3 separate regions of the Mus musculus genome follow, and regions 2 and 3 are each linked to region 1. The links are chromatin loops, found by intact Hi-C in ENCODE. Cell type or tissue: left cerebral cortex. All regions are shown on one strand. Links, peaks and the distances in the headings refer to the core of each region. The heading gives the core; the rest is flanking DNA.

Region 1 (10,988 bases), core at 1,360-9,359:
TTTGTAAATCTGATAATGACTGTTTAAACTTTAACTATCCACTTCACCTTCAGCAAACACAGAAACAGGTTCCCTTTTCTTTTCTCCTTCTCATTAACCTTGAAGGTAATAGATTAATAGAGACTTCCTATTGCTGCTTTAATCTGAGGTTTGAAAGAGTCCTGAACATACATAAATATTTAATATTACAGCACATAAAATATAATTCTACACCATACTCTCACTCTCTATTAAATTACATTAGGAGATAATCTAAAAATAGTCTGAAGGGTATTTTCATTGATTCCTCCAACCCAGCTTACCTGTAAATATCTGATTGTTAAGGAGAAGATTAAGGAAACTAGGGGCAGTTACAATTTAACAAAAATTGAAGCCACAGTAAGAAAATCTATGGTGAAAAACATTACAAACACCCCAATTTCATGAGCTATTTGCCAATAGTATCTGTTTGGGGAGGGAACTTATCTGAAGGTCCATATAGATATTGATTTTTAAATAAGGACAATAGCCAAATAAACTTAAAGTAGCTTACAAAACAATCTCCTGGGCTCTAGATTTTCTATGAATCATTTTGCAGTAAAAGTGAAATCATTTATCATGACTCAGAATTGAAAGTTTCTGAGGCCCAATGATGAATAGAAATGCCCTATTGTTGATATAAAGGATACTGTTTTAATATATGCTCTGAGAAACTTACTTTGAGTATGCTTAAATATTTAATTCTTTAAATGGGAAAACATTTATTCATGGGATCAGTACATCTTGTTCTTTGGAGAACATTTTGGAAGTATATTGCCATCTAGGATCACATGAATATAAGTTTATATTGTTTGTTTTGTCTTGATTTGGTTTGGTTTTGTAGCCTAAACTAGCCTAAAACTCATTAAGATAAAATGGATTGGCTTCAAACATCCAGAGAACCTATTGGATTATGAACTTTATGACATGAGCTACCACACCTATCCATAAATATAGTTAAAAACTATATATTTCATAGAAATACTATATAGAACCATATAGAAAAACTAAATATTATAGAAAACAAGATATTTCACTAATTCAAGCTGAAAATCCATTCACTCCACATTTCTACATTTAAAAGGTATGTAGGTTAAAGAGCCTTATTTAATGTGGTAGAATTACAAAACACATGGCTTCAAAAAGGGACATTCAGGCTATATTAGTACATCCCCCCCCCCATTCTTATATACCTCTTGCAGCTTGTGTCTGAATAGGGGGGCAAGGTTTTTCCCTGTTAAAATAAGAATAAAGAGTAGTGTTTAAGTGTTATTCAAATCCCTTCAATGGTATAATTTTTCATCTAAAAGTTGGCTCTTTAGTTTAAGAAAAAAAAAAGAATGACTAAACACTTATGAGTTGTCTTAATGCAGCATAAACTAAAAGCTCATTTAAAATACACAGCAGAAAACTATACTCACATCTAATCTATGGCATCATATATATGTCTGAACTTTATCATTTCATCAAGCAACAGATTTTAGTGGAAGATATGACAGTGTCATGAATAACTAGGATCATGGCTCACTCAGAGTTTACTGCTAGGAAGTATTTAATTGTGATTAACTTCAGGGTATTTTTGGGGGGATGTAGTTCCTGGGGCTGTTTTCATGTGAAGACATGTTATCAGATAATTTTATAAAAAACTGCAAACAATACTAGACATTTAAAATAAAAAGAATTCAATTTGGGCTGTTTTCCACAGAATTGACCAATATGTAAGGAAGCAAACAAGAAAGAGTAAACTAACTAGGAGGTTACTGTAGAATTAGTGGAGGCTAGAACAGGTGGCTCTGCCAGAGGTCAGGAGTCATAGAAAGCCAGTGGAAAGTGTAAATAGGTCATCCATGATCAGGGCATATGGGAACAGGGAGGGAGAAACTTCCTGAAAGGACTTGGAACCATGGAAAAAATATAGTTGCTGCCAAAGGCAATGAACAAATTAAAAAAAGAAGGGGATCCCATCTCCCTCATTTTAACACTCAAGCCTCCACCAGTACCCCCAGCTAGTTAGCTTGTCATGCTGGAAGGCAGTTGGCAAGAAAATCTGGAACATGTATATAGAGAAATGGGGAAAAAAAGGTGGAATCAAAGATGAATAGACACATAACATACGTGGCAGCCTCTGGCATCTTGGATGATTTGCAAACCCCCTCTGTCATTTTCTGTAATAGCATCTATGTGATTATTAGGGAGGAAGCATATAGGGAACACAGCTACAAATATCATTAGGTAATAAATACTAAGTATGGCTACTGCATTACAAGACTAACCCGTTCTTTTTATGATCATTTTGAAATGGAATTATGATTTAGAAAAAACAAGCTGCATTGAAAAGCAGAAATAATTTTTAACTTTTAGAAGTTCCCTTATTTTGGTGTATAAAAGATTATTAGGCTTTCATAATCATTTCTCCACATATTATAACTACACAGTTATACATAGGAATACAAAGGTACTTTGGCACATTTATTGGAGGTTCAAGAGCTTTCTATTTTGCTGATGATTTTCACCAATATCTTTGTTTCCTGGCAGATTGGTTTCCTCAAAACATCACAGAGACCTATTTCAATTCAGCTTTCCCTTTTCTTTCCTGAGACTGAGCTTGGATGCAGTGAACCACTGTTGAATTGCCTATATTAGGTTTGAGAGTTTTCTTTTCCTTCACTTCATGCACAGTACCATTCACTATTTAGTTGGAATAACCAGAAATGAAGACACGGTAGATATTCTTTTTTGAAAAACATGCTAACATGAGGAGGAAACTTGCTAGGATAATGTGAAGGCCAGGACTGCTATTGCACGTGGCTGAGCTCTGTCAATGCACAGAATCCTCAGGTCCCTTGATTCCTTTGCTTTTTTTTTTTTTTTTTTTTTTCACATCACAGTTCAAATTCAAAGTGCAAATAGGAAAGTGAAAAAGGAGGAATTATTGCTGATTTTATGACAGTCTTGGAAATCAGTCTTGGAGACTTTTGATGTGTTCTCTTAGCAAAAGCAGTCAAAAGTCAGTATCTACCTCCTGATGGGGGAAGTCGCAAGGTTGCACAGTAGGAAACCATGTAAGACAGAAGATATCTTTATCTTTAAAAACAAAACTTTGCCAAGACTTCACTCTCAAAGAGCTTAGAATTATTGGCACTTTCATGTATTATAGCAGTCATACAGATGAATGGATTCAGTTGATAAAGGAACACAATGTAGTTACAAAGTACCAATAAGACAGTATGGCCCACTGTTTCAGAGCAGAATTCTACTAGACCTTCAAAGAAAAGTTAACATCAACACTCCTCAAATTATTCCACGAGACAGAAACAGAAGGAACAATGCTCAATTCATTTTTTTAATTAGATATTTCTTCATTTACATTTCCAGTGCTATCCCAAAAGTCCCCCATAACCTCCCCCCCACACTCTCCTATCCACCCATTCCCACTTCTTGGCCCTGGCATTCCCCTGTACTGAGGCATATAAAGTTTGCACGACCAATGGGCCTCGCTTTCCACTCAATTCATTTTAAAAATACCAAAGTTACCCTGATACCCAAACCACATAAAGACCAAATCAAAGAAATTGATTTACAGACCAAATTCCATTATGAACATAGATGTGAAAATGCCCGATAACATAGTTGCAAACTATGGAACCCATACCTGACACTGCTTGGGTAACCAAGAATTAGAGAAATAGATTACCCAAAAACCTAGGGTAAAAACAAACACTACTGTCCTAAAAAAAATAAAAGTAGCAATAAAATGACTGCTAATGATATTCTGCTGTACTCAAAGATCAGTGCCTTATCCAGTCATCATCAGAGGGGCTTCCTCCTGCAGCAGGTGGGAACAAAGATGCAGAGACCCACAGCTAGATATTACAGAGAGGGAGAGGGAGAGGGAGAGGGAGAGGGAGAGGGAGAGGGAGAGGGAGAGGGAGAGGGAGAGGGAGAGGGAGAGGGAGAGGGAGAGGGAGAGGGAGAGGGAGAGGGAGAGGGAGAGGGAGAGGGAGAGGGAGAGGGAGAGGGAGAGGGAGAGGGAGAGGGAGAGGGAGAGGGAGAGGGAGAGGGAGAGGGAGAGGGAGAGGGAGAGGGAGAGGGAGAGGGAGAGGGAGAGGGAGAGGGAGAGGGAGAGGGAGAGGGGAGACTGTACATGGGATGTCTCTATTAAGTGCCTCTTCTTAGTGCCCAGGGAATTCCTCAGTAGAAGAGGCAGGAAGATTATACAAGCCAGAGGGGATGGAGGACACCAGGAGAACAAGGCCCTCTGAATCAGCTAAGCAAGGTACATATGAACTCATAGAGACTAAATCAGCAAGCATAGGGCCTACACAAGTCTGTACCAGGTCCCCTGCATATATATAATATGCATATGCATATGCAGGCTTCTGGATGTGGGAATGAGTGGGTCTCTGACTCTGGTGTGATCTTGAGACTCTTCCTCCTGTTGGGTTGCCATGTCTTTCTTCAATGTGATAAGAAAGAACAGATGCAGAGGTCTTAGAAAATCTGTACCATAATCCAGGCAGGAGATGGATACAACTCAGGTTTGGTTAGCCATAGTATAGATGGAGAGAAGTAAAACAATTAGGGGGGTATTGAAAGGTCAACTTCACAGAATATGAGAATGAGGGCAAATTTAAGTCAGGAACTAGGTGTCTAGGATACCATCTCTTTCTGAACATTGCTGAAAGTATAATATGATGTTCACTAGAATAAGGATCATAGTAAGAGGCCATTGAATTATAGGAGATTAAGGATTTGATCTCTGTCATGTTGAGTTTTCGAAGCTTATGGACATGTTGCTTTAGGTAACTGGATGCTCATGGGAGATACCTGATTTGGAGATATAGATGTTGTTTGCTCATAGACAGTGATAGCATGGGCATGAGATATACTATATCCATCATGTAATTGAAACATTTTGGGTGGAATTTCTGAATGCTTGATATATGGGGGGAAAATTGTTCTTTAATGCTTTTATTTTCTGCTCCAAGTGACTCTTGAAAGATAACCCAAAACATGTAGGTCATCTGGAGTTCAGTTAGAAAATCTGGCCAAGTTCAGTCTTTCCAATTCTTATATGAACTGAACAAGAACTATAGTGATAGTATTAGCTGAGATGAAACTTGAGCCTTCAACCCTTCATTCCTTAGCATACTAAGAGTGTTACTGAAGGCCTGTCTTTTGTTACCCTATGCTAGTAAGAAATGCTTAGTTGCCTTGTCTACTTGAAGATTCATAGAAAGAAACAGACCTTTTTTTGTATTTATAAGATGAACCTAGTCTCTCATAGCCCATTGATTCAGAACAATGAGTGAACACTTTTCTCTTTAATATTCCGATATACACACCTTTAAAAATTCTTTCTGAATAATAAGAACTTATCTTCCCACTCATCCTACATATCTAAGACAGATATAGGCATACTTCTAGATTTTTTAATTTCAATTTTACCATAACAAAATGTGCTGCTTTGAGGTATGTTTGAAACCAAAAATTGTTTGTTCCAACTCCATCTGTATTTATTAAGAATTTTTAATTGAAAAATGTATATTTTTACCTAATAGCTTTGTGTCTTCATTAAACAACAAATTGTTCAATTCATGACCAAGCTTTCTTCAGTCTTAGAATGTGTTCTCAGAATATATGAAAGAGTGTAACATCTTGTTGTTTCTCAATGATTGGCCCCATGATTACTGGCAAGTCAACGCATCCTTGTAGTCCTATAATGATAATGTTTTATACGTTAACAAAGGCCATATTTTCATTTCATTTGCTTAGAAAAATCATGTGTCCCCTTAATGGAAAAAATCATGTGATAGCTATTATTTCTGCCCATGAACATAGAGGCCATGAGTAATTTGGCTACTAGTGAATCCAATCTTAGGGAAGACAGTATAAATTTTCCAGAACTGTACTAATTTATACTATTTTCCTAGTTTATTTTACTTTGAGCTTCAGATTGAACCCAGGGCTCTACATCTATTAGAGAAGTTCATTGCCACTGAGCTTATATCTTTAGCCCTGTGCTAGTTTAATTATTAATAGTTCCCCTCTTAATGCCATATATCTTATTCTGAACTAGATGATATATAACTATGTATCACTAACTTACTGTCTGCTCAAAATTGAATATAGTAGATTTTTTTCAGTCTCCCCCATTTGAATGGAAAATAAAATTAGGCTTCTATGATTAACAGTGAACCTCAAGACTGAAAAATTCATGAAGGAGAAAGAAGTGGGTGGGTCATGATAGGCCATGGATGAATCAACCTTATGAGTAATTCAAATTTATGAATAAGTGGGATTTCCAAATCTGAGTCAAGATCCACAGAATAGGTGATGAGGAATTACCATAATTTTGAGGAACTAGAAGAAGCTCATAGAGAAAACCAACAGGCTTTGTATTATGGAAATTCATAGTGAATACTTATGAGATCCTAACACTAAACTCATTTACCATGATGTCAAGTTTCATTCAGTGTACATGTTTCATGGACCCTGACCATATTGTTTCTCTATTACATATTATTCTGTATGAATTCTTCACCCTCCTTCACCTCAGAGCTGACCTAAGGACACAGGTTTTCATGAAAGTGAGTTATTTGGGAGGTGATGCCAGCACATACTAGTAAATGAGAGTGGAGAGATAAGGGAAGGAAGATAAGCCAATGTTTCAGTGTGAGAATGTTCCCGATTCAAGTAACAGAGTTCATTCCTAGTAGGAAGCCCTAGGATATAGGGTAAAGGACAACTCAGAGTCATCTACTCAAGGAAAAAGGAAGCTAAGCCATCTGCTCCTCATTTTCAATTATTATTGGGGACGAGTAGAAATTTTAACTATTTGGCACTTTCAGCCTGCCACATGAAAGAGATGATATATATATATACTCATATATGCCTTGCGGGGGTAAATCATCAAACAGAAGATTCTATGTACTTTCAGTATGATATTATTGCTCTGAGGCCTGAATACAAAAAGGATATGGATGGGCAGCAATGGAATCTCCTATGCAGATCACATGTCAGGCGGTCTACAGGGTGGCTGTTGGAGACATTTGGCTTCACAATAGTGACATCTGAATTTAAGGATGGTGAGAAATAATGTATTGATAAGAACCCCAATCGTTTGGCAATCTCCTTAGTATGCATCTCTACATGCTTTGTGAATGAGTCATTTTCAGAAATCCAGCATACCACAGAATCATAAAGTTGAAAAATGTCCTTGTAATTTACCTAATATAGTCTCTCCCTACAGTAAATTTGTTAAACATCAATAAATGGACAGTTAGCTCAAGCTTTAAGTCGCTAAAAATATTTCAGTGGGTCTTTTCTTAGCAAGAGATAAGCTGGCATTTATTATAGTGACACACTTTGGTTACGGATGGGATTTATGGAATTTGTAATCAATATATTAAAATTCATTAATATACACAGCCAATCATGATCACTTTGCCCCATACACAGTTTATTAATCTCACAATTCAGAAAATGGCACCAATGATTCCATAGATAAGACATAATTAGAAAAGTAGTTAAGCATTTTATTTTTTTTAACTAAAATGGCTCACTCTTTATTAAGACCATCAATGTTTAGGAAGAGTTAACCATTTCAATTCAAACCGCTCTTTAGAACAAATTTTGCTACAGGATGAACTAGAGCCACAACCATTTAATATTAGGGTTAAAATCAATGATTAACAGGACTTGTTTATCTGGCAGAGGACCTGAGTTTGATTCCCAACCCCCACACTGTGGGACACACCCACCATTAACTCAAGTTCCAGGGTATCTGACACCTTCTTTTGAGCTCTTTGGGCACCAGGCATGTGGTGCATATACACGCATGTAGGCAAATACTGAAAGACATAAAATAAAATAAAATAAAATAAAATAAAATAAAATAAAACTTTTAAAGGATTCTCAAAGACATTTTACAAGGATAATATAATATACTATGTTGGAAGCAGGTATTTATACATCAAAGAATTCCAGTAGGTGATGAAAATTTTGACCAGCTGTGGCTTTATAATGGTCGCTGTATGCATAAAGAGAAACTTCAAGGGATGAGACTCTTAATTGGTTACTCAATACTAATGGTCAGCTCCGAAGTCACATATATGCAAACAACACTAAATACATTCAGCTGGTTGATGTTATATTTATATATTTATGTATGTGTATGTGTGTGTATGTGTATGTGTATATGTATATGTGTGTGCATTCAGCAATGACAATTGAAGAAAAAAAGCCATGAATGTGGGAAGAAGTGCAAGGGGTGGAGGATAAAAATAGAGGAAGGAAAAGGTGTAATTATACTTTAATTTTTAAAAATTGTCAGAGATTCAAGCTATTGGAGTCTTCTTTCCACAGGCATTCCCTAAGAATATTTTTCCCCAAGTCCAGGAGGTCAAATCCAGGGCCTTGAGAATTTTAGTCAAGTGATCTATCACTGAGCTATATATCCCCAGTTTCTGCTTCTTCTAATCATGTTAAAATGTACATAAGTTTTACTGCTTCCACCATTTAAGAGTACAATTCATCAGTGTTTAAGTACCATCACATCATTACACAACTATTATCATCCACCCACAGATTTTTTTAAATCTTCCAAAATTAAAATCTAAACCAATTAAACAGTCAATTCTCAATTAATTGTCCCACCCCAGTGCCAGAAACCCCATTCTAATTCCATCTCTAGAAAAGCCACTACTCCAGGTATCTCATAGGAGTAGAATCATACAGTATTTGTCCTGTTGTGGCTGGTTGATTTTGAAATTGGGCATCTCTGTGTTTTCCAAGTCAATGAAATTAACTCAGGATATGAGGTAATGCTGCTTTTTACTAAATTCAAACCCTAGTGAAAATACACATATGTCCAGTGCTCAGTTCACTGGTGGTTAGAAAACAAGAACATGCATAAAACACCCTGTGGCCAAAACACGTCATTTCATTGTCCTTGCAAGAAGATTCACAGAAGGCCCATCCAGGTGCTTTATATAAAAATAACAGTTCCCTCCAGCTACCTAACCTAGATTTTAGGTTATATAAAATGATTTGCTTGGAAGGAAAATGTTGAATAAACACATTGTAGGATTGTGACGATATAGTTACTCTGAATTTTTTAGGGCTATATCTATCCTCCAAAGGGTTCAGGAGCAGATTCTAAATGGTATCTGAAAATCTCAAATATCTCATTTCCTTTTCAGCGTCTGGTTTGGAGAGAAATGTGAGCATCAGCTCTGGCCAGTAACTAAGGAAAGGTTGGCCAGATGGCTTCTGAGGAAGGGTGTCTGGCTCTTAAAAAAGATCCACATGAGAAGTGTAAGTATTATTTTCTTCTGCAGGATATTTTCACTCCAACATGTGATGCTATCTTGTGACTATGAAAAGTACCGAGATCAGTCAGAAAGCCACCATGCTGAGGATAGCAGAACAGGAAGAGAAAAATCCTGGGAATCTGAGACTGAACTAGTCCTAAAACATTCCAACCTTAAAACTTCAAGAATGTGAGATTTCAATAGGCCCGTGTTTAAGCTGCTGAGATGAATGCATTTGTCTAAAACTTGCAGAGAGTTAATTGATGTAGAATGCATGCGGTCACAGAGAGATTTTCCTGGGAGGCAAACATTGGGAAGCATTTTGGTTCAGGAAAGGTTTCTTAAGAAGTATTATGTAGAAGACCGAGGAAAGAAGTAGCTTCAGGTAGAAATGAAACTGTTAACTAAGCAGTATGAATGCCATGGATCAAAAGATAGACCAAGATAATCAGACTTTTATGTGCTCATCTATTTTAGTCATTAGAATATATCTCTTGGGGGGTGGGGGTAAGCATGACCTTGAGAAGCTTAGACAAACACTAAAGGGCCAACTGTCAGCTGTCTCCATTGACAGCACTCTCAGCAACTGAGGCATGAATTTCTTTATTAAGAAAAATTGGATGGTACAATACAGTGTCTATTTTGATACATGTTTACTAGAACCATTCAAAGAATAGATGTCAGACTAGACTCATAAAAAGTACAGCTTGTAGACCTAAAATACCTGCACAACGTCTGGTAGACTGTAGTTTATACTAATGATTCCATTCATGTATTTATGCTATGCTTTCTTTTATTTAACTTACCTTTGCTGATTGCTGAAGGCTAATAATGGAATAGTCTATAAATACCCATGCATTATTACTAAGCTGTTATTGGTCTGGATTTAAATAAAGTCAATCTGGTTTGGTGATTACTAAATGATTAGCTGAACTTCCAAGACTTTCTGACTCTTGAAACTCCTCTCTTGGCTTCTCACTCACCTCTGACCCTTTCCTGCCATTTTGCTCTATCTTAGGTATTCTCTGAGGCAGCATCTTTGACACCAACTTGGCTATCTCATTAAAAGTTTGTGTAATTAGCATACCCTGCCATGTTCTTAATTTCTTTCAAACTTACCAGATTCTCAAACCATTTCCAGTACTGACATTTAAAACAGACATTAGCTCTTTGTCTTCCAGGACATTCCAGATGTTTTTGGAGGACCTAACCACTTTCAACTTAAGACCATCTAGAAATAGTTCTTATTGTTTTTGATGAAATGAGCTCACTTTCAACTTTCTAGTTACATTTTTATTCTATTACCCTTCAATTATACTTATTAAAAATCTTAGATTTGATGGAGCAGTTCTCAGTGCCCCACACCACAGCTTTACCTGCCTCCCAAGAGGCAAGCTATAACCAGACACACACAAGTGCAACACCCTGACAACCATGCCCCAATATCCCCACCAGCAGGAACCCCAGCAAAACTAGCAGCCATGAGTTTTGCCTGTCTGGTAGGAGCTCCATCTTCCTTTTGGTCTACACCTACCCCAGCTGCAGTTGTAAACACTGCACTATGCCCCATCCCACAACTCTGCCTGCCTCCCAAGAGGCAGATTCTAACCCAGCAAGTTCTAACAGCAGTTGTACCCACAGCCCTACTTGCCTCAT
Region 2 (10,988 bases), core at 986-8,985, 350 kb before region 1:
ACGAACAGTACTGATATTCAAAAGCCTAGTTTCATTCTTCACAGAAGGATTTGGATCAGTAAAATTCTAAATATCAAACATAATGTTAATGATGTAATTAATCTTCAAAATAACTACTTTAACATTATTTCTAGATTATTCCTCAGAAACAGATTTTAAACAGCTGTACCAATTCAATACACATTCTTTGTGGGCTGATTTTTGGCAGCCAAAGTTTTAGAATGTGGTATTTATTTAAACTCAGGACATGAGGAGAGTTTTATTGTCTTGCTCATATGCAGATTTGTTCTTGTACTTTTTGTCACCTACTCACACTCCTCCCTCACTTTCCCTCCCCTACCCACTTTTCCCACTTCAACCAGACAAAGCCAGATAAACTCTTTCAGTTAACACCGCTATTGCACCTCTAAAATCTCTTGATGTGCCTCCTACATTAAGATACATTTCTTTTAGAATATAACTTAATTAAATAATTCAAATGGTTGCTATAACCCCACTCTCCCCTTAGATCCTCTCTTGGTTCACAAATCTATCATCTTTTTAAAATTGGTGTTTGCATGCATAACACGAATTTTTAAGCATGTTCTAAGTGGATTAGCTGGTTCCTGTCTTTTCCCTGGAAAACCTTTTTGTTTTTTGTTTCTTTTTGTTTTTTAATAGCATTGCTGTCTCTTATAGAAGAAAATGTCTTTAAAGCAGAGAATAATTGTGAAACTCCATTAAAACACTTTCCATGCAGGTGCACTGAGTAGTAAATGATCCTCCAGGAACAGAATATAAGAATATAAGATAATAAGAATATAAGAATATAAGAATATAAGGAGTTGCTTTCTTCCTAGTCAGGAATAAATTGCCAGTATTAGAAATCAAATGTCAATGGCACTATAAATCAAATGATTCTTGTGAACTACACATATACCAGAAGATAAATATCTTCTTTACATGAAATAACAAAATTCCCCATTAGAAAAAAACCTGTCAAATCCAGAGTAGATGGCTGCCGTGCCCATCTAGTCACCGTGTATTTGACAAAATATCGATTTTTCCCAAAAGTGATATAGACAATGTGATCAATTAAGTTTAACATCTTTCTCTAACATCATGTGCAGTTCCATGTTCGTAAACAAATATTTCTGATTTCTTTGCCTCAATTCAACCCAAAATTTTGACAATTTCCTTTATAAAATTAAGATACATTTCAACCTAAGCTCTGATATCCTATGAGGGAAGAAAAATAATTATTAACCACCTGTCCAAATTTGTCTTCTCAGACATAGTCTCTTCTACATCGCCTCACATTTACACTGAATAGACATGTAATCACTACCTTTCTCTCATTATGGGACTGTATTTAAAACATTACGGGTTTTTTTTTTTAATACCTAAAAGAAGGAATTTCATTTTCTATCCTCAAGATGGCTGAGTCATTAGTATAGAAATCAGAAGTCAGAGACTGCTTCTTGAACAAAATGGATTATTATGAGCAAGAAAGAGTAGAGCAGCTGATTGTGGAATAGGTTAAAAACTATTTTAAAATTTAGAGTTTTTTAAAGGGATCATAATTCTGTAAGATTGATTAGCATTAAGTCCCAGAGATCATAAAAAAACACCAGCAGAAGTAGGTCTGCTTCACTCTGCAGATGATAGTCATTTTATTTAACCCAGAAAGAGATTAAAACTCAATTGAAGAATGCCACAGAGGGAAATAAATAGTCCTGGAAAATAATTATCTTGATCATGTGGATAGTTTGCATTAGTCTCTAAGCTCAAAAACTTATGAAAGGAAGAGTGGAATTATTTGGTATAAGATGAACAAGAAAATTTAATAATAAAAATAATAAGAGGAACACTGAAGTGTTCAGAGGTTTTTATTATATTTTAGAGACTCACAGATTATGACATATTTCCAGGATTTTCAAATAAACAGGAACTGAGAAATAATATTCTAGAATAATAGGCTTAGTGACAAATTAGTTATTGGTTTACATTATCATCTATGACTTTTCTCAATAACTTACTTGCCTTTGCTGGTTTTGAAAGATGTTTTAAGATTATCAAAACTATAAGATGATTGAACATGCTTTCCACTTGAATGCTGGTTTAAAGTACTAAAAAAAAAATACAGGCTGTGTATATTTTCTCCAAAAGTAATTTATATATTTAATCTTTAATTAGTGTAAAAGTTTATGAGCTATCACCAAATATTCAAAACTACTATCAAAATAATCTGGAATAGAAATCCTTATTTTAGTGACTCATAAATGGATCATGTATTGTACATTTACTGCAACTAACAATGACAATGTGCCATATCAAATAAACATTGCTAGCAAAAATAAACCAAAAACCAAACCAAAACAAACAAAAAAACTGAACAGTGTTGCATTTACAAAGAGTGTATGAGCAGCTTATATCTTTGCTAATCATATACACATTTTATATCAGTATCTCCTTCAAATATATTTCAATAAATAGATCATTAATTGCCACATTAATGGTCCTTCATTAAACGAGTCTTGAATACACACTATGAAAGCCCAATAAATTTATTTTTATCCTTCATTTCATCCTTTGAGGACTTAGTCTCTATATAATTTCTAGAAATTTCATGAAATCATAATCATATGATCTAATTGCATTTTTCTACCTGGTAAATAAAAAAAGTCTAGAAATAATAAAGTATGTGCCTTACTAAAACAGTATAGGTAGCTATACTTTCACTGTAGCTGAAACCTATAAATATTAAGGATGATGAAGGTGTCATACAAATAACACACTCTGAAGAACTAGAATGCTACAACTATTCAGGAGCCTTACTCATGTTTTAGGGTCTGGGGATGTGGCTCACTTGATGCTTATAGGAAACATGATAATATGCTAGAAGCCCTGAGTTCGATCCCAACCACTGTATAAAACCAGGAGTGGTGGCTTATACCTGTAATCCCAATTCTGGGGTAGTGGACAAAGCAGGATCCAAAATCCTAGGTCATGACTGGCTATACAGGAAGTTCAAGGCCAATCTGTACTATATGATATCCCTTTTCAAACAAACAAACAATAAAATGTTGTTCATGCCTTAATACTGACTTTATAACACTATATATTTAAAAATCATTAAGCAAGGTCTAATCAACTCAAAGCTATAGGCTAAATTGGTAGTCGTCTTTCCAACATTTCTGTTACTGAGGAAAGTGAAAAACTATCTTTTAAATGTCATTTTTTAAAGTTTACTGGGAAAAATAGTAGAGAAAATTAACTAAGGTAACACTATAAAGAGCAAGTTGAGGAAATTCTCATCTCCTCCAACTATTTTTAGAAATCTCATTTTCTGATAGGATCTGAAATGTATATGACTATCACAGAAAATTTAACAATAAGCAGTTTAGGACTAAGCAGCTAACTGGGACCTGAACTTGATAATTAAAGCAGATACTCTCCTAGTCTTATTCAGTCTTTTGTTCTACAAAGGCATGTAAATTCTATCTTGGTTACCTAACTGATCTTCTTAGGTAACTATAAAATGTGTCACCAACAGGTACAAAAAACAAGTTATTCAACTTAAATATCATGTAAAGTTAAAATTACAGGAAATAATCTTTTCCAAAGTTCAAAGAAACTACATTTTGCACTGGAGAGATTTTTAAAGGACATCATATGCTGTGCTTGCTTCAGGGAACCTAAAACAGTGGAGAGAAAGGAAGCCGCAAGCATGTAACTGGGTACGAGGTAAAGAAGATGGAGTATGCAGTGCTCATTACAGGCATCATGGGAATTTCTAGAAGGCAATCCCATGAAGCCAAGACACCATAAGTCTGAATGTTGTTGCAGCAACAGACCCAAACTAAACTCACCTTTCAGAGAAATTCAAAGAAAGCGTTTTAATTCAACATTCTTACTTCCTGTGACTACTCTGTCATCCATGACTAAGAAACTGAAAAGACAGAATTTTCCTGAGGCGTGTGTGTGTGTGTGTGTGTGTGTGTGTGTGTGTGTGTGCGCGTGTGTGTGAATCCAGGAAGCTGGAATTTTAATAGCAAATATGGAAAGAGAACAAGCAGCAGAAAAGATGAGGCACTGTTAGACTTTGTCTTAGTCATCTTTATAACCCCCATGGCAACCAATGCACTGCACACAAGGGGCAGTGGATAAATAATGAATTAGGTTTAATTCAATTCACTTGCACTTACAGTGTGCTTCGCAGTTACAAAGCATTTTTCTTACATATGAGATGAGAAAATCAAAGTAAGTGAGAAGTAACAGGGCAAATCAGGGAGAAAAGGAAGCAAAACACATAAAGAGAAACCCTAGAAGAATAGGCAAATGTCCGAAATGGTGGGGGAAAGATTCGGGGAGAATTTATTTCTCCCTACTACCTTCAATCCCTTCCATCTTTGAGTATATAGAGCTTAGAAAGTCTGACTGCTAAGCAAGCCTTAGGAAAGGGGCTCCTTCCTCTTTGAAAGGGGCATTTTCACAGATAAGGCTTGAAGAATATCTTAAGTTTGCCTGCTCGGGTACGACCTCAAGCAAAACTCTCATATTTTCCAAGCATGTCCAAGAATCTTTTATTTCAATGTAAGCATCCCCTTTGCAGAGTTCAGTCTGGGGATGACTGGAGAGGTCCCCAACAAGCCCCTCAACTCAGACAACAGAGGGAGATAGTGAGACAGGAAAGCCAGGAGACTAGAGAAAAAGCCCACATTTGCGTCTAGGAGGAGGGCTAAGGTTTGAAACTGGTCATTAGAAATTGTCGGGTGTGTGTGTGGGGGAGCCTTCAATATGGAAGAAAGGAGAATACTTGAATGCGCATCACTTTAAACCCAATGTTGGACCCTTAACAAGAAGCCGCGAGAGGTTTAAAGCCACCGCAGACCTCAACCTAGGAAAGCAAAGGACATGCTGGGGTGCACAGGAGGGATCCCACATATATTAGCTTGGATGCTGCCCTAAGGGAAGCATGTTACCCTAAAGTAGCTCGCTCCCTTCCCGATCATCCTCAGCCCAGCATGGAGGAGGGGGTTCCCACCTTCCAACTGGAGCGACTGCATCCTGACCCCATTATGCGGGCTTAAAAGTTGCCAGGAGAGTTGGCGCTGGGGAAGGCACTTGGCAGGGCGAGACCTAGAAGGGGCCTCGGGTTTCCAGGAACAAAGGGGCTGGTGAAGGGGCAGCCACGAGAATAGGTCCCACGGGCTCCTCCCTTAGCCTGGAAACAGGGTCGCCGCGTCCTCTCAACCCGAAGGCGTCGAGGGAAGCGGGAAGCGGGGAAGCTGCGCGGGGATTCCACCGCCCTGCTTCCAGCTTCAACCAGGTGGCGCCCGCCGCCCTCTTGCTCCCCGCGCCCCTCCAGCTGAAGACAAAAGAAGTCTAGGGTCCCCGGGCCCCTGCCAGAGCCAGAGGACCCCTGTCCATCCCCAGGGAGGACCCTCAGCAGTTGGTTGGAAGCTCCCAGGACGTGTTATGCCCTAGCGGGCACCCCTCCCTCGTACCGGGACCCTGCGCCCCAGTGTCGCCTCGCTCTCCCCACAGAGGGCATTACCTTTCATCCAGTCCACTACTTGACTCGGAGACCATTTGCTCACCGGTTCCATTATCAGAGCCATGGGCGGCGGGGTCGGTGCCGCGTGGGACGCGGAGCTCGGACAGAAAGCCAAGTCCGCAGCCCGCTGCGCCCTCAGGTGGGGTCGGTGGCCGGCCGCAGCCTCCCGCGGTGGGCGGCGCGGAGAGGGTGGCTTTTGTGTTTCGGTCCCAAGGCTGGAGCGTCGGAGGTGGCTGCGGTGGGAGCGGCGACGGCCGGCCAGCTGGCCGGGGTAAGACGCCGGGGTCGGCTAGGTCCCAGCCCAGGCGGCAGCCGCAGCTGCGGCGTCCGCGGCTCAGCCCGGGGTGAGCGTCCCGAGGGGCTTCAGTGCATGGCTCGAGCCGCCGAGGTCGCGGCGGGGAAAGGAAGAGGCGCCGGCGCACGGTCGCAGCCAACTTGCCCGCTCGCTCGCCTGGCGCGCGGGAGTGGAGCCCCCGGCACGACGAGCCGCCCGGCGGAAATGACGAGGGGCCTCCTGCCACCCAAAATATCTCTCCGCAGCCCTCGGGTGCGGGGCGCGCGCTCCACGAGCCCCCCGCCCCGCTCGCCGCCGCGCGGTCCCGCCCCCAGGGCCGGCAGCCGGTGCGCGCGAGCCCTGTGCGCGTGCGTGGGCCAGCGCGCGTGGCCGCCGCCCGACTTCTAGCAGACTCGCGGGCCAGGTGTGGGCTGCTCGCGCTCCCGCCTTCCCGCCCCGGGGGTCGCACTCGGCCGGAGCCGCGCCGGGAGGGCGTGTGCGGCAGCGCCTGGAGCCCCGGAGCCAGCCGCTGCAGCTGGAGGCTCGCCCAGCCCCGGGGTCAGTTAGGCAGTCAGGTGCGGCGGCGGCAGGAGAGTGGCTCCCAGTGGCCTTCCAGGAGAGTCAGCGAGACGGGTCGCCCCACCAGTTGAACGGACAACCCGGGGTGGCGGAGGAGGGTACTATAGCACCCCTGTCCCAAGCTCTCCTCGCCACCAGGGGGGAGGGGACGCCGCAGAACTGCTGGGGTGACAATGGGAGTCCTGACTGTTCTCTCTGTCGCCCTCGCGGCTGCTGAGTTGGCTCCCGAGGTGACTCCTCCGGACCCTGCGGAGAACACGGGATGTGGGCTTCCGCAGATGGGAGTCAGGATCTAGCCAGAGACGCCCATAGGAGACTAGATGGCTCGTGCTGTCGGATCTACCCTGGGTGATAAAAGGAACCCGGGAAGTCAGAGATGTCAACTGCAAGAGGCTCCAGCCTCCAGAACCCACACGTGCCTCTTCCCAGGCTCTGCTTCAGTTGTCGGCCACCTCCTTCAACACAAGGTCCCCGACATCTATTTTACATGATGTCATTTTGTGTTCAGTCGTTCTTATATAAGAACGGAAGAGTAATAACAGGACTTAAAGTTAGTGACAAATTGCAAACATAATGTTTCACATATTGTTTGCTTCAAAAAACCTATGCATGCTTCTATGCAACGTTTAGAAATACACATTTTGCCTAAATGAGGCTTCACTTTCAATGACAATTCTAGAGCGTCTAGTAGCAAGCTCTACCACCATTATAGCTGGTTTGTTTTTTTTCCCCCCTCGGTATAATTCTTAAACAGTCACATTGAGTAAACAAGCAACTTCTTTTATTTCTATAATCATTTCAATAATGTCAATAAATCATGTCAGTTCCTTCGGTACCCATTTTGTCTAACTCAAGTTTATAAGATACAGAACACCACTTTCTTCAGTTGGCATGGCTTGGCAAGTTCTCCCCCAACACAGGAGAAGGCAAAACAGGAGTAGATAACACACTGATGTTTTTATGCTAGTGCTACAAACAAATACCATTTAAGAAGCTTGTGTTCAGACTTGTTTACTAATAACCCAAACTCCAAAATATACAAATAAAATTTTAAAAAGAAATTTACTGGGGACTGGAGAGGTGGCTCAGCGGTTAAGAGCACTGACTGCTCTTTGAGAGGACCTGAGTTCAATTCCCAGCTTCCATATAGCAGCTCACGACTATCTGTAACTCCAGTTCCAGGGGTTCTGATACTCTCACACAGTCATACATGCAGGTAAAATAAATGAAACAAATCTTTTTTAAAAAGAAATTTAGATTACAAATTTAGAAATTTAGATTATAAAACAAGTAATGGTATTAAAATATTACTAGTAATAACACACATTTTATTAAGCAAAGTGCTAATCACTTTGTTTTATTCTAGCCTCAAACTAGCTCGACTGTTAGCTACATCTTACAGCTGAGACTTTAGCCATTACATCCTATTCCCTAGATCTATTACACATAGTTACATAAATTACACATGTTAAATAAATTAGTATGTATGATTGTAACAGCAAGTTCATTTCAGAATTTCAACTTGGAAAACAAGCCAAAAGGTTTGTATCAGTGTCATTAAATGGACAGTTGTTGTGAATGGGAGGTCCGTTGAAGATCTCCTGGATGGACATCATCAAATTGTTAACCAAAAAGAAGTCTGAGACACACCATGAATTTCTCTGATCCCTATCTAACCAGAAATGGTGAGAATATAGGACATGACCAAATATGGCTGCAACAGCAAGATGCGGGCCTGGCCTTCTATGACAAGCAACTATACTGTAAATCATAATGCAAGCAAGTGAAAATTAAAGTATCACTTGTCTGATGAGCTGGATATCAAGACAAATGTCTCAGGCCAGGGTGTAGTCATATAGACAGATGATAGATAGATAGATAGATAGATAGATAGATAGATAGACAGACAGACAGACAGACAGACAGATAGATAGATAGATAGATAGATAGATAGATAGATAGGGTGTGTAGGGAAGATGGAGAGAGAATATAGATAAGGAAAGATAAATTAATTAAAATTATGTGACAAGACCACTGTAAAAGAAAATGAGAAAGTAATATTATAGAGAAATAAAAGAGAATTTTGAGGAAGACCCTATATTAGATTGAGGGAGTACATAGTCCCCTCCAATTTGTGTTACAGTTAGGCTTTTTTTGTTTTGTTTTGTTTTGTCCAATCATGTAAAATGACTAAAACTAAATATAAATCTAAGAATGAACCAAACTGTGAGTATAGATTCCTATTGTTTAACAGAGTGTACCATGGCCTTAAGCATTTTTCTTAAATTCTCCTCACTTAGGATCACCAATAAAATATAGCATTTGACTTTGACAATCTAATCAGCAGAAATTGTTTCAATCTCTTCAAAACATAACAGGCTCTTCACTTTCTGCATCCTTGACTTGGGCAGGGGAGAGAAAAGAAAGGATTAAGTCATCACTGCTCTTATTCTTTTATTCTTTAACTACAGATGACTCAGCTGAATCTTTGTGGTATTTTTCTTTCCCCAACTGTTTAAATAAGCTACCATTCATGTAGTCTGCCTCTTATTCAGAATTTAACATCTTGCCCCATTTTTTGTAAGTATAGTATAATGTTACTCTATAAAAGCCTCGTCAACTTAATATTGCCTTTTCTTAGTATACAATACAATTTTTAAAGATTAGGAGTAAAGAATGTTGTCGTAAATATATACAAAAATATAATGAACCAATTAGTATGACATCACAATTCTTCCACAGGCTAGATTTAAAAGCCAAACTATGAACCTTTGGAAAGAGCCTCAGATTCTTTTTTAAATTCAAGCAGAGTAGAAATATTACATTAATTAAGTTAATTGTATCTATACTTTTTGAGATATTTGCAACCATATCAAAATGAATCACTTGAAATAATCTTTTTTAGTGATGTCAATCCAATTTGTGACACTGGTTGATGCTTTGTCCCTATAGATTTCAAAATAAAAATGAAAATCCCTTAACCAACATACCCTCTGTTAAGATTTTAGAGTGTAATGTGCTCTTAACTGGCTTTAGATGAAGAATTTACACATAGTCCTCTAACTGGATCTTATTTTTAGGAATTCTATCAGCTAGGATGGGAGTCTTCCACTAAAGGAAGGACTTTTAAGCTTTGTCTCTTTGGAGCCAAAGAGAGAACTAACATAAATGTATTCCAAATTGGGCTTATAGGGATATGGACTTTTGCTTACCACTTATTTTGCAAAGATACATTGTATTACAAGATATACTTTAATCTTTTACTTATCTAAAAATTTACTTATCTGAAAGTAGCTCTGTAGTCCAAGGTGGCTTTGAACTCTTCACGTCTCCTACATCAGACTCCCAAGTGCTGAGATTACAGGTATGCACTATCATGCCCCAGTGTCTTGCTTTCTTAATAAGCAATGTTTTCTTGTGTGAATTTATCCCTTTAGTCTTTTTCTTTTGAATAATACTGATCACTAAAACATGGAGGGAACAACTATAAGATATCTCATATCTTAAAATAGAGAAAATAAGAGCCTCCCCTTTTTTATCAGTTTATCATAGACAGTACCTATAATATCAAAAGCAGGTGTATTATTTAGGCTGGCTCATACTCTCCCCCTTGATCATAAAAACTTCAACAATTCTGATAAAATTAATAACAATAAATGAAAGGACTAGAGGTTCCCAAGAATAATGTAAAAATCTTATTCCAGAGAAAGCTTAGTGAAATTTCTGGGATAATGTTACTTCCAGTATAACTCACCTAACAGCTATCAATTAAGAAAAAAGTCTCTCTGATAGCTACCTAAGTTCCCAGTCGCCCAAGAATCATATATGAAGTAACCTTAATTGTAAATAGGCCTCAATACACTTCTCCAGGCCATATCTCCCTTTAGATTTAATGGGGGAGAAAGAGCACCAAGAGACAATAATTCAATTAGTAGAATCATTTCTTTGTTGTTGTGCCTCCAAGCTAAGCTGTATTAAATCAAGTCATGTCCTTTTCAACCAAGATTTACAGCAATCCTTTCTAAGTGAAGAGAAATTGGCCTGAGTTTCAGTTGTCCCAGTGGAGGTGTTTAAGGGCTCTTTCCAATGCTGTCCCCAGCTGTATTAATCACAATCTAACAAAAACCCCAGAGCCCACCAAGATTAGTTTTCTTAATACATAAAGCCCTTGCCCACCAGGGAAGTATCTAATGTACTTGGCAGACATTAGTGAAGGACATATAAATTTGCTATTCAACATTTTTGAGCACTATCAAAAATGCTGGCTCAAATTATATAACCTTTGATGAGAAAAAAAATTATCTTAATTTTATATATGCAAATGGCCAGGATACTGATACGTTGGTAGGGGAAACTGAACATTTACAATTCATTTAATAGGATAATGTGATAAGTACAAAGATAGATATGCCCACAGCTATGCAAAGAGGAGAGGTTAACTGCTATGTAGAGAGAAGAGTTTAACAGCTATAAAGAAGACTACATGGAGGGCTGAATGCTCAATTTGGACCTTAAATGATGGCAGTTAAACAACAATGCAGAAAAAGACTTTTAAACAAACTGTGACCAAGATTACCTAGCATTCTATATAGGTCC
Region 3 (10,988 bases), core at 1,758-9,757, 150 kb after region 1:
CTTTTAACCCCATGAAATAAACAACACAAGCCAGGTATACCCTTCCAGCAATCCACAGAGCAAGGAGAGAATACTAAACTAGGTATTGGAGACCTAATGCAGGCTACAGGAGGAAATGCAGTCCTAGACATAGCCTTAAGTAAAAATTTCACACTATCCATAGCCTTAAGTAAAAATTTCACACTATCACCAAAAATTCAATGCTATAAAATACCCACTGGAGTTCATGGACCTTTACTCCCAAGACCAGTAGGAGAGTAGGAATGGTTTTAGAAAGAGGTAGCCTAACATCTCAAGGATTCATTGGATATCCAGGAATTATAGGTGAAAACTTCAAGGGAAGGATTGAGATTATGGCTTATGTTAAGAAAAATAAGTACTTTAAATCAGGAGACAGGATGTCTTAGCTTCTATTGCTTCCATATGTCAAAGGCAAAGCAGCCCAGTTGGAAGTACTAAAAGAAAGATTTTGTTTGTTTGTTTGTTGTTTTGCAAACTGATATCAATGACCAGAGACCAAAATTAAAATTAAGTTAAAATTAAAATGAAATGATATTGAAATGGAAGGTTTAGTGGACAGAGGAGATGATGTAACTATAGTCTCATTAGAATCTTGGAATCTACATTGTTCCCTTCAGAAGGCATCTACATGATTTGTTGGGATTGGAACAATATCCCTAGTAAAACAACATGTAAGAAAAATTAAATGTGTGGGACCAGAAAGTCAAATTGGAAGAATAAAGCCTTATATGGCAGATAAAGCTATAATCCTATGGGGAAGATATCTACTATAATAGTGGGAAGCTCAGATTAATATTCTTTCAATCTCAGAAAACATATACCTATTTTAACTGGCATTGTATATTGACATCTTCTGTAAGATGGCTTGATTGTTTTTAGATTTAAATGGGTGACAAGCTAGGCTCACTGGAGTGGAGGAGAGTATGGAATGTGACATAAACTCTAGTTTATGTGTGGATTTATAAAGATATAATTATACCTTAATAAACAGAAATAGGAGATAAGATTAACTTAAAGATACTGGATTAGAAAAAACTATTAAATTAGATCAACTTGTATACTTTTTTCTTTTTTTTATTAGATATTTTCTTTACTTACATTTCAAATGCTATTCCAAAAGTTCCCTATACCCTCCCCTCGCCATGCTCCCCTACCCACCAACTCCCACTTCTTGGCCCTGGCATTCTTCTGTACTGGGGCATATAAAGTTTGCAATACCAAGGGGCATCTCTTCCCAATGATGGCTGACTAGGCCATCTTCTGCTACAAATGCAGCTAGAGACACGAGCTCTGGGGGTACTGGTTAGTTCATATTGTTGTTCCACCTATAGGGTTGCAGACTCCTTTAGCTCCTTGGGTGCTTTCTCTAGGTTCTCTATTGGGGGCCCTGTGTTCCATTGTATAGATGACAGTGAGCATTCAATTCTGTATTTGCCAGGCACTGGCATAGCCTCATATGAGACAGCTATACCAGGGTCCCTTCATCAAAATCTTTCTGGCATATGCAATAGTGTCTGGGTTTAGTGGCTGATTGTGGGATGGATCCCTCGGTAGGGTAGTCTCTGGATAGACCATCCTTTCGTCTTAGCTCCAAACTTTGTCTCTGTAATTCCTTTCATGGGTATTTTGTTCCCTTTTCTAAGGAGGAATGAAGTATCCACACGTTGGTCTTCTCTCTTCTTGATTTTCTTGTTCAACTTGTATACTTTAAAGATGTTTGAACATCAGAATGAAAGTCAGTTGGGGAGAAAGTTTTGTCTATATTTCCACAGGTGATGAAAGATTATGTCTTTCATCAAAATTGATAAAGAACCAATCCAACTAAGAGAGGCTTCCACATAAAAAGTATAACTCAAGGAAGGAAGTGACAAAGAAAGACAGCAACACAGATGACACTGAATGCTGATTTCCCCCCTTCCCTCATGGGGATAGCTCAACAAACTTTCTGAAAATAACAGACCATTCACCAGACTGGCAGACTGGCAAAGCTTGATGATGAAATGGATATTTGCTGAAGGACAGATGATCAGGATTGCAGTTATGAATGATCAACATATCTTCATAAGGACATTAGGACTGTTAAATTCGTGGTATTGTTTATATCCTAAAAGTTAAACAATGTACAATTTTTAGCTTGAACAGAAAGAAGGAAGATGCAGATGAATTTTAATTGAGCAACATGGCTGCTCTGGCAAGAATACAAACATGCTCTAAGTACACATACCTTTAATCCCTAACAATGTAGGAAAAGCTAGTTTGTAGAGAGAAGCAGCCATGTTGTTCGGTGATGTGTAATTGAGGGGTGGACAAAGTGATGAATCAGAGTTTTAACAGAATGATCAAAGATAGGATACACCTAACTCTCATAAGAACAGCACAGGAAAGAGTCTATTTAAGAGCAGTACAGACAGACAGACAGACAGAGACACAGAGAGAGACAGGGACAGAGGCAGAGAGAGACAGACACAGAGACACAGAGACACAGACACACACACACACAGTGAAGGCAGTTTTAACGAGTAGTTTTACAAACACAAGTTGCAGGTGAAGACAGAATGAAAGGGAACCAGAACATTAGAACACATTGCCAGAGTTAGTTTGAGACCAAGCAAAGCAAAACTTCAGAAACTGAGAAAAGTCAGTTTGAATCAGTTAGCTTGGAGAGGCGTTTGGGCCAGAACAGTTGAGTTGAACCATTCAGCAAGAATTCAGAAAGAACTAGAAAGGGTAAGCTTATTCAGAAGTAAGTCTCAGAGGCTGAAAACATTCTAGGCTTAGATTAAATCATATGGAGGCTAGATGCTTCCAGGACTAGACCTAGGATAGCAGACAGAGTCAGATTGCCTCTAAGATAACAATTACTTCAGGCAAATAAAAGATAATTTTCTGTATTATAGCTTGAAGTTCATTTGTCACAGCAACTAGCTTTATCCCAATTGTTACAAATGACAAATAAAAACCTCTTCTTCTGCAGTTTTATTTATTTATTTTTACATTATCTTATACTTCAATGCTGTCACTGAGTCTCTACTATGTCCAGTCACATCTTTTGGGTCACTCAGCAATAGCTATGCTTTTTTTTTTTTTTTTTTGGCTATCACAATGGAAAAGTGCTACTGGCATCCAATTAATAGAGACCATAAATGCAACTAAACATCATACAATGCACAGGATAGCCCCTTCTCCACATGAATGAATTACCTAGTCTTGAGCCTCAGTTAAGTAGCCCTGCTCTACATTTTGATGAGGTCACCACACCCTTCTCAACAAGCCAGTTATCTATCATTCTCCAAATGAATTGTCCTTCCATTTTCCTCTCTAACTGTCCTACTTTTATAAATAATGAACAAAATGATTTTTATTTTTGGCTTCCTATAACAAAATGAAAATATGTAGAGATATGGCTTGTTTCCCAGCCTCTATGCAACCCCCATCAGTTCACAGCTGTCACACACTTGCGAACTCCATAGGAAAGTAGGAGCTTTGTTTTCTTGTTTGTCTCTGTATCCTCAGATGATAGAATAATACCTGGTACATATGAGTAATTGACAATATTTGTTGAGTGAATAATTCCGTCTTATAAACTATAGGGAGGAGCAGAACCTGGGGCATTTGGGAGCACCTTCCCCATTTTAATTGACCAGAAATTCCTCAAATCTTTTAACTATTGCCCAGGCAAGGAAACCTGGTTTGTTGGTCCTATGAAAAATCTCTACATTTCAAATGGTGCTAGATAACTTTTTTTAACCTGCACAGGGGCTTGGAGAGATGGTTTGGAGGAAGAGAATACTTCCTGCTTGTCCCATGGGCCTGTGTTCAGTTCACAGAATCCACATGATGGCTCATCGCCATTCAATACCCCAGTTCAAGGTGATATTTCACCCTCTTCTAGCATCCATGGACACCAGGCACACAAGGCATGCACATATGTACACACAGACAAAACATTCAAATGTAAAAATTAAAAATAAATAAATCTTTCTAGAGATATAAAAAGACCCAAAACACTGTATAACCAGCACTGTCTAACATGTTAAAACCGGACAACATACACCTATCAGTCTCATTTGACTCCAGGTCTCATGTAATATGTCAATATTTTTTATATTAGCATTGGTCATCACTGGGCTTTTACTGTGTCAGGCATGAGGTAAGTAAATTTTCATGGTACCTCAATAGCTTAAAACAATACATTGAACTTTATCTCATAATTAGAGTTGACAAGAGAATTTCTAGATGTCCTTGGCTACAGTCAACTTTCAGTCAGCTATGTGTTTATTCTCCAGTAGGTTTTCTGGCTCTAGATGTGTGGGGCTAGTGAGACATAAACTTGCCTTCTTTCAGGAGGCTAAGTTGAGCTAGTTTTAGTGGCAACAATAGTCCAAGGGGTCCGAAACAGAAGTGCAGGTCCTCTTGAGGTCCAAATGCAAAATATTTCAACTGTGCATGACAGCCTTCCAACTGTCCAAAGCAAATAAAAAATTGAGCAGACCAAGGGTCTTGCTATATGCCTAGAGTTTGAGCCAATGGTAACTGCAGTCCTGCCTGAATTTCAGAAGGTTGTTCGTCCTGGATTCCTCTTTGCTACATCTCAGATGTCTGCTAGCTCCCTTTTCCTCCATGGTTATCATATCAGGCAGGGAATACCAACTGCTGGCTCTTAGCCACCTTACAGCTATGGAGTTTACTTATCAGAGTACTTTTTTCTAGCAAGTGTCCCACTGGACAATAGGCAAATCTAGATATAATGCTTTGTCTCAAACCCTCACTGTATTTCAACTTCCATTGTTAAGCAGGCATTACACAATTCTGCTCAAAACAAAGCCAAATTGAGCTTCCTTGGGAAAGCTTGGATGGGGGATGTCTATAAAATATCTCTAAATGGGGCTACAATCTACTGCCTAGAAACATGAACATTGTCTAATTCTTCATTTATAAGCACTGTGAAAGACCTATCCCATCATTAGTCTATGTATTCCAGAAGCTGCAAATCCCAAACGTCCTTAAAGGTTGCAAGCATATTTGCTGAAAGACTAAGGAACTGGCTTCATGAGTTCCAGATTGCTGAATGCTAGCCCTACATATGTTGCAAAAGCATGACTGGTTTGCAAACTGTTGGGGACAAATCCCTTGTTTTCCTTCTGGCTTGGTTTTGAATAGAGAGTAGGATGCTAGGCGGGACGGAGTGGGTGTAGAGCTAGAACAGGCATTGTTGTGCAGGGCTCTGGATGCCCCTGCACGAAGTCTGAAACAAAAAGCAAAGATTCATTTGGCAAACAGCTTTTAGGATGAGTCATGTGAGGGAAGTAGGGCTGGGTGTCCACTCTTTGTGCTTTCTGGGGATCATGGAAATATTTAAATTGTTGGGGAAATAGAGTGGGTAGGAAGCAAGTAGAAAAGGTAAGAGAGGGGGGAGGGAGGGCTCGAGAAGGGGAGGGAGGGAGGGAGAGAGGGAGGGAAGGAGGGAAGGAGGGAGGGAAAGAGGGAGGGAAGGGGAGAGAGAAAGGTAAAGGGAGAGAGAGGGAAAAGGATAGAGGGGGAAGGGAGAGAGAGAGAGAGAGAGAGAGAGAGAGACTTTCCTAACTTTAAAGGAAGAAATAACAAGCTCCTCGCTTTGTTTAAAAGTATAAATTGTAACAAGAGAAATGGCCTTCTCTGATTATAGAAAGCTCTTAAAATTCTGGTGGTTTGAAAGGTTTAAGAGGCTTTAATTGAGCTGTGCATGGTTTTAGACATCTATAATCTCAGCTTTCAGGAAGATGAGGTAGGAGAATCACAAGTTCAAGATCAGTTTAAGCTATAGAGAGACCCTATCTCAATTTTTGAAGAAAGAAAAGACAAAGGAACAGAAGAAATTGGACACTCCAATTCAGGGTTTCTCTTCTAACAAAGTATCTGATTCAGTTTGCTTTAATACATTTAAGTTGCTGAGAATTTTTAATTCATTTATAGTGAGCATATATAACAGAGATCCAGTACTAGACCCTATGTTTCAGATTATATTTTCAATATTTAATACATTCAATCAAAAGAAAGAAAGTACAACATAGTTCCATGGCAGCTTCTTTTTTTTCTTTTTTTTTCTTTTCTTTTCTTTTCTTTTCTTTTCTTTTCTTTTCTTTTCTTTTCTTTTCTTTTCCCTTCCTTCCTTCCTTCCTTCCTTCCTTCCTTCCTTCCTTCCTTCCTTCTTTTTTCAATTTTTTATTAGATATTTTCTTCCTTTACATTTCAAATGCTATCCTGAAAGTCCCCTATGCCCTCCCCACACCTTGCTCCCCTACCCTCCCACTCCCACTTCTTGGCCCTGGCGTTCCCCTGTACTGGGGCATATAAAGTTTACAATACCAAGGGGCCTCTCTTCCCAATGATGGCCCACTAAGCCATCTTCTGCTACATATGCAGCTAGAGTCACGCTCTGGGGGTACTGGTTAGTTCATATTGTTGTTCCTCCTATAGGGTTGCAGACCCCTTCAGCTCCTTGGGTACTTTCTCTAGGTCCTTCTTTAGGGGCCCTGTGTTCCAGCCAATAGATGACTGTAAGCATCCACTTCTGTATTTGCCAGGCACTGGAATAGCCTCACAAGAGACAGCTATATCAGGGTCCTTTCAGCAAAATCTTTCTGGCATATGCAATGGTGTCTGCATTTGGTGGTTGTATATGGGATGGATCCCGTAGTGGGGCAGTCTCTGGATGGTACTTCCTTTCATCTCAGCTCTGAACTTTGTCTCTGTAACTCCTTCCATCCATGGCAGCTTCTTGTTTTGGGGCCATTCCTTAAAGTACACAGTTTGGGCAGGTTCTGTATTTTAAATGCACAATGTTCTAATTCTTATTTTTAAGCACTGTGAAAATCCTATCCCATAATTAGTTTATGCATTCCAGAAGCCAAAAACCCCAAATGTCCCCTTGTTAAGATTACCTTCATCATTACAAAATTTGACTTCGACCTAAAATAGATGAATTGATGACTTATCCTGAAAATTACTCCATCATTCAATGGGACTTCATGTACAATAATAATGTCACGTCCCAAAGAATCTCAGAACAAATGGCTAATTGTGGTGCCCAACTAGCAGGCCAGAGTATCTGCTTGGCCTCTAGGCTCACTCAGTACTTGCAGCTCCTATGTGCAGTTCTCAACAACCCTCCTCCTCCCCTAAACCTAAGCCTCTCCAACATAGGACTGCATTTCCCTTCCCCCAGCTTCCTTCTCTTTCCTCTATAACCCTGCTATTAGGGCCACATGCTTTCTTGCTCTTCTTTTGTCTTTCTCTCTTCCCTTACCCTCTTGCTCTCCCTCTCTCTCCTCTTATGATCCAGCTCAGTCTGCTGATCATGTTTAGTGTACTTTTCTCCCTACTCTGAACTCTTCCAGATGCCTTTGGCTGTATTCTCCATTCTATCTACAATGAAATCTTTCTCCTTAACCATACCTAGGAGTATCCATGTCCTCATCTTCATTCAAACATCACATAATGAAACAACAAACTTGTTATTCTTCCAAGAGGAATATGAATATATGGGGTGCATTTTATCTGTTATGTATCATATATTCTATTGTAAGTCAATCTCAAGCATGTCCAAACTGAGCCTGTAGATTAATTTGGTAGCATTTTTACTATTATCCTTACTATACAATCATAGCTAAAATGTATTCTATTCTTTCTTTGGCAAAACTTAGGACAAATGTTACAATTGTTTCTTAATATTGTTACCAGAAATAATGATAATGAAACACTCAGCCCACCTTCTTCCCAAATGATAAAGGGAATATAGCTAATTTTCTTATTAGCTATTTCCTATAGCTAATAAGAAAATTGAGTATGATTTAAATAATGGACTTCATATTAAAACCCTTGACTTTGTGACAGCAATATCTTAGTTGTAGCTGTACCTATTTTATATATTTCACTGATATTCATACATATGTATGTATTATATATGCTTTCCATATTTTTCTTGTGTTTTCATTTTGCCTTTAAATGTATTATTTGTTTCATACATGAATACAATATGTTTGGATCAAATCTACCTTCTCCTACAACTCTTCTTCCATCCCTCACTTCCTCCCTCCAACTTCATATACTCTTTAAATTCAGAGTTCTCTTAGTACTGCCTATATGTGCACAGATGTAGGGCCATCTATTGGAGTATAGGCAACCTTATCAGGGCTTGCATCCTTAAAGATACTGACTCCATCCCCCCAGCAGCCATCAAATACTAACACCCTCCTCACTAAGGGTTAGACTTCATGAGTCTCTCCCTGTTGTATAGCAGTTTCCTCCAAATTAATGAACCCCTTAAGGAAGCAGAAGGATGTTTATGAGATTCAGGAGGAAAATGAAATGTTACGTCTAGGAAAACATAAAACCATAAAACCAGAAAGTCTGTAAGGCTTCTCCTCAGTTTTCTAGGTGGAAAGAACTGGGGAAGGAGATTGGCTAGCTGAGTTTCAGACAGATCTTGAGGACTTGTTGAGTTATCTACAAACAGTGCAGAAAGCTTCAGGGTTTCAGCTTTCATGAAGAATTACCCCTGTTGGGATGGGCTTTCTGGTGATGGTGATGGTGATGGTGATGGTGATGGTGATGGTGATGGTGATGGTGATGGTGATGGGCTTTCTGCTTTGGGTTACCACCCCTGCTCCTGTAAGTAAATCCTTCATTCACGCACCTGTTAGTAACTCCAATAAAAACATATTGGTTCACTAAGTGAAGTTTGATCTGCTATGGGTTCTCTTTCTGGAGTAAATCGATATTTTTTCATGTGCCATATCTCTCTAAGAAAATTTCCTCAGATAATACTCCCCATATCCATGCTGGGACTCTGGATGGCTTGATCTTATGCAAGTCTTCTGCATGATGTCACAGTTGATTTTAGTTCCTCTATGCAGCTTCCATGAGGTACCTGGAAAACTCTGTTTCCTTGTAGTTATTCACCACCTTATAAGCTTTCTGCCCCCTCTTCCATGATTATTCTTGACTTTGAATGGAGGAAATCTGATATATATGTGCATGTGCTAGCATCCTACATTCTCTTATTCCTTGCATGTTGACCATTTAGAAGTTTGTATTCATTTCCATCCTGCAAATAAGGAGCTTCTTCAATGAAGACTGAGAATTGTACTAGTATAATCCTTAAATATTAGTATAATACTTAAGTATTAATGTAATAGTACTTAAAGATAAGTAAGCTGTACTTTAATACTATGTGATATCTTCAGCAATGGGGGTCACATCATCAAGTTCTGAAAGGTAATCAATACCTTGGATTGTTTAAAGAAGATCTATGCAAGCTCATGGACCAACAAATAGAAGGGAAGTAATCTACATCTGGAACTGGGCTTTTTGATTGATAGCCAATGACATCTGGGAAAGGTTTAACTTCTTGTAAAAGTTAACTCTATTTAAATTCTTTTTTAATATATGTATATATTTTGGAAGCGTCTACAATAATAAGCTTCTATGTGGCTTCTGTAAATCTTTTAATATTAGTTATCCCTCTCTGTTACCCTTCCTCTACCCTGCCTTCCCACTCAACTCAACACTCTCTGTCACATTATCTGTTCCCCTTCTCCCTTCATAGTCCCTGTATTGCACGGCCCTCTCTCTGCTTAAGTCTCTCTGCTCCATGTCATACATTTAGTTTTCATCTTCTACAAGCTTTTAAGTTATACATTTTAATCTCAGTGCCTTAATGTTTAAACATCCATCACTGACAAAAAAGTCAATTTAATATGTTCTGTAACATGAGCATTTGAATTCCACTTGGTCATTTTCTTCTTTCTTTGCCACGTGTGTGGATGGGTGACTGCAGAGCTAAAGATTTTGTCAAGATCCTCATGAGGGCTAAGCAGATGCTTTGCTATTGAATTCTCACAGCCTCTTTTTCTAAACGATATTTTACAGAGCATTTGAGTTCTCTATAGTCTTAATTTCCAAATTAGAAATGTCTAATTGGCTGTATACCATTGCATTTTAATGCTATCAATACTATAGATGTAGAATGCTTATAGAGCCAATGAAAATCTGTGACACTTCTTGAGAAAAAATAGCTGTATGCTGTCCCACTCCTCTCTTGTCATTTTCTGAATGCGAGATGGGCCAACTCTCAACACTGCTTGATTGCCTTATTTCTGAACAGTACAATTATACCAAAAGTTCTTGATTTCTCGGTTCAGAAAATTTAGGTTGTCTTTCCAGTTTGGAGAGTGAATTGTTATATCAACTACCACAATTATTGTTTTATGGCTAGACAGTTCTAGCTCATTTATACCAAGGAGTGTACCATAGTTACACATTCTTTCCTGGAATCCTGAAGATCATTTTCCATTTTGTTTTTTGCTTCATTTTCTACATTATCATTATGAATTCAACTCCAGGGCTTTTTTGTTGTTAAATAAATCTCCTCTGAATATGTTTAAATGCATCCTAAGACAGCCAGGCTGAACTATTTCCTTGAAGAATCTCATGAGCAATTATCCTTTTTTTTTTTTTAATTTTCCTTGAGATAGGTCAGATTATCCAGAGAAGAAACTTCTGGTGAATTCATTCAGAACAAAATAAAACTGACTAACATTGTGAGTACAGGGTAGAAGAAAGAGTGCAGAGAGTCTTAGTATTTTATTTGTAAACTGTAAACTCGGGCTCAATCATCCTTTTCATACAGTACTTTGATTTGAGTCCAGAACTTTTCTATTATACTCTTTCCAAAACAAGAAAGACCCATCTATTTTTATATCTTTCTAAAATAAGAAAGATCTAAGTCTGGCTTGGAAATAAAGTGGTCCTCTAGTGTAGTAAGAGAAGTTAGATACATTTTTTTTTCCTCAAACAGGTCTCAAGAGAAAGAATGCCAAAAAGTATGCTGTGAGATTTTTGTCTTCTAGATATGAAAGGGAAGCTACAACCATGGAATCTCAACAATATGGCTGCCTAAAGAAGACCCAAACAATGCCAACAATAGT

Evidence for each region. A loop is a pair of places that touch in the nucleus more often than their neighbours do. Peaks named below come from ENCODE experiments on the same cell type or tissue, not always from the same donor. Only the 100,000 strongest peaks of a DNase experiment are listed, where the experiment ranks them.
Region 2: a loop joins it to region 1, with 5 times the contacts of the local background. A loop is called at or near these places in 3 of 42 quality-filtered maps.
Region 3: it touches region 1 in a loop (2.3-fold over the local background); 2 of 42 quality-filtered maps call a loop at or near these places.

What each region holds. Positions count from the first base shown.
Region 1 is chrX:158,385,420-158,396,407 of GRCm38, forward strand. No RefSeq gene overlaps it. Among named protein-coding and RNA genes, the nearest start is that of Cnksr2, 350 kb to the left of the region's middle. In left cerebral cortex, for the core only: no CTCF peak of the experiment used is centred there; DNase peaks (open chromatin) are centred at 6,290, 8,998 and 9,309; H3K27ac peaks cover 303 bases.
Region 2 is chrX:158,037,238-158,048,225 of GRCm38, forward strand. It overlaps Cnksr2 (connector enhancer of kinase suppressor of Ras 2), which reads right to left and starts at 5,960. Exons shown (of 22, transcript NM_177751.3): 1 at 5,540-5,960. The coding sequence starts at 5,603. In left cerebral cortex, for the core only: CTCF peaks have their summits at 4,654, 5,308 and 6,502 (motif pointing right); DNase peaks (open chromatin) are centred at 4,851, 5,299, 5,568, 6,165 and 1 more place; H3K4me3 peaks cover 5,819 bases; H3K27ac peaks cover 4,694 bases.
Region 3 is chrX:158,539,035-158,550,022 of GRCm38, forward strand. No RefSeq gene overlaps it. Among named protein-coding and RNA genes, the nearest start is that of Cnksr2, 500 kb to the left of the region's middle. In left cerebral cortex, for the core only: no CTCF peak of the experiment used is centred there; a DNase peak (open chromatin) is centred at 5,201; H3K27ac peaks cover 514 bases.